Regions from separate parts of the Homo sapiens genome. Here region 1 is linked to region 2. Evidence: read pairs that join two places in POLR2A ChIA-PET (ENCODE). Cell type or tissue: PC-9. All regions are shown on one strand. Region 1 overlaps FER (FER tyrosine kinase). Region 2 overlaps FER (FER tyrosine kinase).

The links. ChIA-PET counts read pairs that join two places held together with the same protein. Peaks named below come from ENCODE experiments on the same cell type or tissue, not always from the same donor. Only the 100,000 strongest peaks of a DNase experiment are listed, where the experiment ranks them.
Region 1: POLR2A ChIA-PET joins it to region 2 with 7 read pairs; 4 of 35 experiments call an interaction of 5 or more read pairs at or near these places.

Annotation. Positions count from the first base shown.
Region 1 is chr5:108,854,768-108,858,767 of GRCh38, forward strand. The region is part of intron 5 of FER (FER tyrosine kinase); the gene reads left to right. Among named protein-coding and RNA genes, the nearest start is that of FER, 110 kb to the left of the region's middle. In PC-9, no CTCF peak of the experiment used is centred here; no DNase peak of the experiment used is centred here.
Region 2 is chr5:108,799,491-108,803,490 of GRCh38, forward strand. All of the region lies in intron 3 of FER (FER tyrosine kinase), which reads left to right. Among named protein-coding and RNA genes, the nearest start is that of FER, 54 kb to the left of the region's middle. In PC-9, no CTCF peak of the experiment used is centred here; a DNase peak (open chromatin) is centred at 2,491; H3K27ac peaks cover 1,202 bases.

The DNA.
Region 1 (4,000 bases), 55 kb after region 2:
CCGTGTCTCTACTAAAAATACAAAAAATTAACCAGGCCTGGTGGCACACGCCTATAGTCCCAGCTACTAGGGAGGCTGAGGCACCAGAATTGCCTGACCCAGGAGGCGGAGGTTGCAGTGAGCCAAGATTGCCCCCACTGCACTCCAGCTGGGCTGACAGAGCAGCAAGACCCTGTCTCAAAAAAAAAAAAAAAAAAAAAAAAAAGCGTAGAGGATTTGCCATTGAATTGGATGTAGTTTGTGAGAGAAAGAAGAAAAGACTGATTCCAAGATTTTTGGCCTGAGCAACTGGAAGAATGGCATTATTATTAACTGAAATGGGAAAAATGTGGGAAGACTGGTTTTTAGAGTCTTATTAGATACTCAAGTGGAACTGTTGAATTAAATCTCTAGTTCAGCAGTTCCAGGGAGAGGTCTGGAGTAGAACTATAAATATGAAATGTTAATTGTCATTTAAAGCCATGAGATTTTATGACATTACCAGTAATATAAATGAAGATAAAAAAGAGAAGAGTCTTAACAAAGACTGAGCCCAACATTAAGAAGTCAGCGAAATAAAGAGTTAAAAAGAATACAAAAGACCGGCCGGGCGCGGTGGCTCACGCCTGTAATCCCAGCACTTTGGGAGGCCGAGGCGGGCAGATGACAAGGTCAGGAGATCGAGACCACGGTGAAATCCCGTCTCTGCTAAAAAATACAAAAAATTAGCCGGGCGCGGTGGTGGGCGCCTGTAGTCCCAGCTACTCGGGAGGCTGAGGCAGGAGAATGGCGTGAACCCGGGAGGCGGAACTTGCAGTGAGCCAAGATCGCGCCACTGCACTCCAGCGAAAAAAAAAAAAAAAAGAATACAAAAGACCAATGTAAAAGGAAAACTAAGTGAATGTACTATTCTGGAAGACAGATGTGGGAAGATAGGTTTCAAGGAAGAGCAAGTGATCAACTAGGTTGAATACTGCTAAAACATAAGGTGAGGATTAAGATTTGGAGTTAGCAAAGTGTAGGTTATTGGTGATTTTGACAAGAGAAGTTTCAGTGGAGTAGTACAGGGAAAACCCTAAATGGGCTGGGTTTAAGAAAGAAGGAGAAAAAAGAAACTGGAGATAACTAGTATCAGTTTTGCGGTAAAGGGGAGGAATGAAATACGGAATTAACTGGAAGAAGTGTAGTAAAGGGAGGATTTTTTTTTTTTTTCAAGATTGGGAGCTATTACAGCTTGTTTACTGATGGAAGTGCACTTCTAGGGAAGGAAAAACAGTTGAGGCAGCAGGAATGAAGGAAGAATTGCTGGAGAAATGTCCCTGAGTAGGTGAGAGAGGATACATCTAGTACCCCAATAAATAGATTAGTCTTCACTTTGAACAAGGACAGTTTATTCATAGTAATAGCTTAGGAGAGATGGAGAGATATAAATTCAGATAAAAAGGTTAGATATGCTGGTGAAAGCTTATGGAAGTTCTCTTCAGAGTAATTTTTAAAAATGGGGTTCACAGACTCCCTCTTCACACTAATATGGTTCAGATTTCAAAATCATAAGGTACAAACCATTAAGTATACAATGAAAAAGTTTTTTTTCCCACTCATTATTCATTTTTTTCCTCCAGAGGCAACAGATATTATCTGCTTTTTCTAGAGATATTTTATGCATAACATGTAGCTTTTAAGCCAGTTTGTTAAGTGTGTTCATCAACTTATTAGATACCTTTCGTATCATAGTACATATTAGGAGTTGGAGGTTAGTATGTGTTTGTTTATGCTAAATTAATGATGATCTCTACATTTTTGATACAGTCATATCCTAACATGATGACTATTTGGTCAGCTTTCATTTTAATTTTCGTATCCAGTATCTTTTAGGAAGAGACTATAACTGTGCATCCCTCACATAACCTAGGACACCATGGATTGTAGATAAACATTTAAAGGATGAATGCCCTAAATTTTCTGTAAATGTTGTTCTTCCACACACTCGACTAGTCTTCTAAAGTAGAGTTAAATCTTTTTTTTTTCAGTGTGACTTCTTTGTGTGTTAATATTACGTGTAGTGGAAACATACCTGCTAGGAGACATACAAATTAAAACTAAATTTTCTTTTCTGAACTAGGAAATCAGTGTTTTGATATTTAAAGAACAAATTGTTGAGGTTTCTTATCTGTAGGCTAAATAATACCAGTTCTTTAGATACAATGAATATTCTGATACTTTAAAATTTTGATCCAATTTTCACAGCTTTCTTTTAACTATATTTTAACGTCATTTCAGTCCTAGAGAAATGTTGAAAGAATAGTAGAAAGAATTCCCATATACCGTTCACTCATGTTTCCCAAATGTTCACATTTTACCACATTTGCTTTATGCTTTTCTGTCTCTGTATGTGGTGCATACATATATATGCATGTGTGTGTATGTGTAAATATAAAAACGTAAATGTATATTTATTCAGTTGTCATATCTTTTTAGTTGCCTTTACACTGGAACAGTTAATAGTCTTTATGGTTCACAAAACATTGACATTTTTGAGCAGTATAGAACAGTTATTTTATGGAGTATTCCTTGATTTGTTTTTCTGCATAATATTTATTTATTTTTCATAGGAATACCATAGAAATGATGTTCTGTTGTTGGTGCTTTATATCAGGTCCATGATGTCAGTTCATCCCATTATTGGATATTAATTTGATCATTGGAGTAAGGTGGTATACGCTTGATTTCTCCACACTTAAGTTACATTTTCATTTTTCTTTTTGTTAATAAGTATTGTAGGGAAAACGTTGACGCTATGTAAATACGGTGTTACTCTTCAGATTTTCACCCACTAGTTTTTATGTCTATCAATGGTTCCTGCCTAAATCATTTATTATTATGGCAATTGTGAAATGGTAATTTTCTAATTCAATTATTCCTTTTACATTTATTAATTTGTTTTTAATATAAGGAAGGGCTTTCCCCTCCTGTTTATTTTTTAAATTTATGTATTAATTTAATGTATTAGAATGAACTCACAGATTCTGATTTTTATTCATGGATTATAATTTTATACTATCATAATGATATACTATCATGCTCGGATTTGGCCAGTGGGAGCCACTTCAAACTGGCTCCTCTGTCCTTTTGACACATTCCTATCATTCATTGAATACGTATTTTCTGGCTCATCTTATACTTTTCCTACTTCAGGTTCCATTTCTCTATGAAACCCTAGTTCCTTTTAGTGGAGAATTATATTTGGAAAACAGTATCTGGCCATTGGTGTGCTCATTGCTAGTGGAGTATCTTATTCTAGGTCCTGTTAATTGACAGACACAGGAAATAAGCAACACGTACACATTCATGTACACCTGTGCTTTCTTCTGTTATCTATTGGTCTGTCTAGGGATACACTGAGGGGTTCACATTGATACTTCAAATTCTAGTCCAATACCATACAGTTTATTCCTCCTCTTCCTATTTATATATTTGCAACTGCTTTCTCTGGCAGTGAGAAACCTAGCTTCTGTTGTTCACAATATTTTACTTACTTGCTCAAATGCTAGAATACACAGAAAGTAATTTCAGTATTGCTAACTCATGCCTCTGAAAAATGAAACTTAAAGACTACAGTTTGGTATTTGTTTAAAGCTTTTTTTGTCTTTAGCTTTCTATTGTAATCAAATACTGTTTTCCAAAGTTACTTAGTTTTTTACAAAGTTACTTCCCTACTCCTTTTAGTGTGGTTAGTGTTATTCACTGGAAATACAGTTTGGTTCATTTGTTTCTGTTGTATCTCATTTTATTTTCCCCCCTCCCTCTTATCCTTGTTAATTTTGTTTATTTATTTCTATGTGAAACTTTAGTGATTCCAAAAGTTAATACTGTTCAAAACCATATAGGGAACTCAATCATTTTTATTTTCCTTTCTTTCTTACACAAAACTACGATTATATAATATTCTTTTTCCTTTGCTTCTCCATTGATAATGCATCTTGAAAATGACAACATTTGAGTTGGTAGACAGTTTTTTCAT
Region 2 (4,000 bases):
TCTTTAACTTCCTTTCTGGGCCAGTATCTAGTCTGAAGGTAGAGCTGCCAGAGATGGCCACAAAAAATACAGGACACCATTTGAATTTGCATGCAGTATTTAGGACAAACATACATTAAAAATGATTTGTTATTTATCTGAAATTCAAATTTAACTGGATATCCTTTATTTTATTTGGCAATTTCATCTGTGGGTATAAAGCCTTCTATTATGTTAATGGGAATAGATAGGGAAAGTATTTTTGGTATTTTAAAAGTCACATTTTATTTAATCTTCTTGTTTTTGGTAAGCTACCTGGTGTTTCTGAGTCCAAAGGCTTTCTGCTTCATTTATCCCTCTTGTTTTCTTTTCTTTTCTTTTTTTTTTTTTTGAGATGCAGTCTCACTTTCTCGCCCAGGCTGGAGTACGGTGGTGCAATCTTGGCTCACTAAAACCTCTGCCTCCCGGGTTCAGGTGATTCTTGTGTCTCCGCCTCATGAGTAGCTGGGATTACAGGTGTGTACCACTACACCTGGCTAATTTTTGTATTTTTAGTGCAGATGGGGTTTCATCATGTTGGCTAGGCTGGTCTTGAACTCCTGACCTCAAATGATCTACCTGCCTCGGTCTCCTGAGCTTTAACGGAGTCATCTGACCTCATAAATCTTGACCTCCCTTTTGCAGGACACTTAGGTTTTAACTTTTCCTCATATGCTAATTAGTTACCACTTATCTGCTTTTCATTTTCTTACATTCTGTTGACATATCTTATTTGCCATTGTCACATAGTTTCTGTTTTCTTTGTTATTGCTAATTTATACATTAAATTAACAGTTGAACAATGGTTGAGAACTCACAGAAAATCAAGGAGTATGTCAGCCTTTCCTCTTTTTTTTTTCTCTTTAGGATCTTGCTCTGGCATCCAGGCTGGAGTGCAGTGGTACAGTCATGGCTCATTGCAGCCTTGACCACCCAGGCTCAAGCAATCCTTCCACCTCAGCTTTCTAGGGAGCTGGGACTATAGGCATGCGCCACCATAACTGGCTAATTTTATTTTTTATTTTATAGAAACGGGGTCTCAGTATATTGCCCAGGCTGACCTTGACCTTCTGGGCTCAAGCAATCCTCCCACCTTGGCCTCCCAAAGATCTGGGATTATAGGCATGAGCCACTGTGACCAGCCATTCTTTCCTCTTAACACAGAAAAACTATGATTTATTCTACCTATAAGTAAAGTCTACCTTTTAAAAAGAGGATTGTGCTTTTCGTATTATATCTTAAAAAATCTTTGCCTGGGCCGGGCGTGGTGGCTCACGCCTGTAATCCCAGCACTTTGGGAGGCCGAGATGGGCGGATCACAAGGTCAGGAGATCGAGACCATCCTGGCTAACACGGTGAAACCTCGTCTCTACCAAAAATACAAAAAAATTAGCCGGGCGTGGTGGCGAGTGCCTGTAGTCCCAGCTACTTGGGAGGCTGAGACAGGAGAATGGCGTGAACCCGGGAGGCGGAGCTTGCAGTGAGCCGAGGTCATGCCATTGCACTCCAGCCTGGGCGACAGAGCAAGACTCTGTCTCACAAAAAAAAATCTTTGCCTGATGCAAAGTTAAAGAGTTTTGCCTGTGTTATCATCTGGAAATTTTTATAGTTTTAAGTTTTGTTTGTAGGTCTATGATTTATTTTTATTTAATTTTTGTACATGTGGCAAGCTATGGATTGAAGTTCATATTTTTATCTTTTTTTGCTTCTGGATACCCATTTGTTCTAACTTCATTTGTTGAAAACACTAAGCTTTCTCCATTGAATTGCCTTTGCATCTTTGTTTAAAATCAGTTAACCATAATGCGAGTCTATTTTTATACTCTTTATTCTGTTCCATTCATATTTTTGTCTATCATGACATCAGTAACACATTTAATTATTTGTTCCTTGATAATAATATCAAAGTCAGGTAGTGTACAGTAGTCATCCCTTATTCATGGGAGATATGTTCTAATATCCCCAGTAGATGCCTGAAGCTGTGGATAGTACTGAACGTCCATTGTTGTCCATCAGAATATGTTTCTTTTCATGCCTTCCACCCACACATTTAATTCCTTTTCCATCTTAACTAAGCACTTATCACGTACTATGCATATAACTTTTGCAGTTTGAAGTGCAACATCAAAAATTCAAAGGTGCAAATTTCCTTTTTCTTCTTTTTCACAGTTGCATGGATAGAAGATTCATTCTTACTGTAGCTCTTAGCAAACTCAGCATATGTTTTTTTTCTTTCCTTAAGTTGAGAACTTTCATCCCTTCACCCAAAGGAGACACTTTCTGTCTTCTTTTTGGCATATCCAAATTACCGGCATCACTATCCTTGCAGTTTGGGGCTATTATTAAGTTAAATAAAGGTTCCTTAAACACAAGCACTGCTATAGCAAGGATAACTGAGATGGCTACTAAGTGAGTAATATTCAAGTAGCATATACAGCATGGATACACTAGACAAAGGGATGATTCATATCCTGGGCAGGACAGAGTGGGGAGGCTAGGTATTTCATCATACTACTCAGAGCGGTGTCACCTTAAAACTTACGAATTGTTTATTTCTGGAATTTTCCATTTTTGGATTACGTGCAATCAAAACTGCAGGAAGCAAAACAACAGATTAAGGGGTACTACTGAACTTATTTTTTTTTTCAAAATTATTTTGTCTTTTCTAAATGTTGTGCATCTCCTTACAAATTTTAGGAGCACCTTACCAATCATTTTTTTTAAAAGGCTACTGGGATTTTGCTTGGAATTACATTGAATGTATAGATAAATTTGGGGAAAATCTATATCTTAACAGTATTGGGTCTTTCAATAAATAAAAATGATATACATTTTAAATTGTTAAAAAATAATTCAACTTTTATTTTAGATTCCGGGGGTACACATGCAGGTTTGTTACCTGGATATATTGTGTGATGCTGAGGTTTATGGTATGAATGACCCCATTACCAAAGTCGTAAGCATAATACCCAATAGTTTTTCAGCCTTTCCCCCCGTCCTTCCCTCTCCCCTCTAATATTCTGTAGTGCCCATTGTTTCCATCTTTATATCCTTGTGTACCCAATGTTTAGCTGCCACTTATAAGTGAGAACATGGAGTATTTGTTTTTTTTTGTTCCTGTGTTAATTTGCTTAGGATAATGGCCTCCAGCTGCATACATGTTGCTGCAAAGGGCATGATTTCTTTCTTTTTTATGACCATATAGTATTCTGTGGTGCATATGTGCTGCATTTTCTTCACTCAGAGCGGTATCACCTTAAAACTTACGAATTTTCTGTTTTCTGTTTCTACAAAACAGAAACAGGTGTCTGTTTGGTAGAACTATTTATTTTCTTTTGGCTGTATACCCACTAATGGGACTGCTAGGTCTAATGGTAGTTCTGTTTTAATTTCTTTGAGAAATCTCTAGAGTGCTTTCTCTAGTGGCTGAACTAATTTACATTTCCACCAACAGTGTATTAAGTGTTCCCGTCTCTCCACAACCTCACGAGCATGTGTTGTTTTTTTGACGTTTTAATTATAGCCATTCTTACTGGTGTGAGATGGTATCTCATTGTGGTCTTGATTTGCATTTATCTGATAATTAATGACGTTGAGCATTTTATCATGTGTTTGTTGGCCACTTGTATGTCTTCCTTTGAGAAGTATCTATTAATGTCCTATGCCCACTTTTTAATGTTTTTTTTTCTTGATGATTTGTTTAAGTTCTGTGTAGAACATTAGTCCTTTGTTGGATGCATGGTTTATGATTATTTTCTCCCATTCTGTAGGTTGTCTGTTTACTCTGTTGGTAGTTACTTTTGTTGTATAGAAGCTCTTTAGTTTGATTAAGTCCCACTTGTCAATTTTCATTTTTGTTGCAATTGCTTTTGAGAATTTAGTCATAAATTTCTTCCCACAGCTGATACCCAGAATGGTGTTTCCCAGGTTTTCTTCTAGGATTCTTATAGTTTGAGGTCTTACATTTAAATCTTTAATCCAT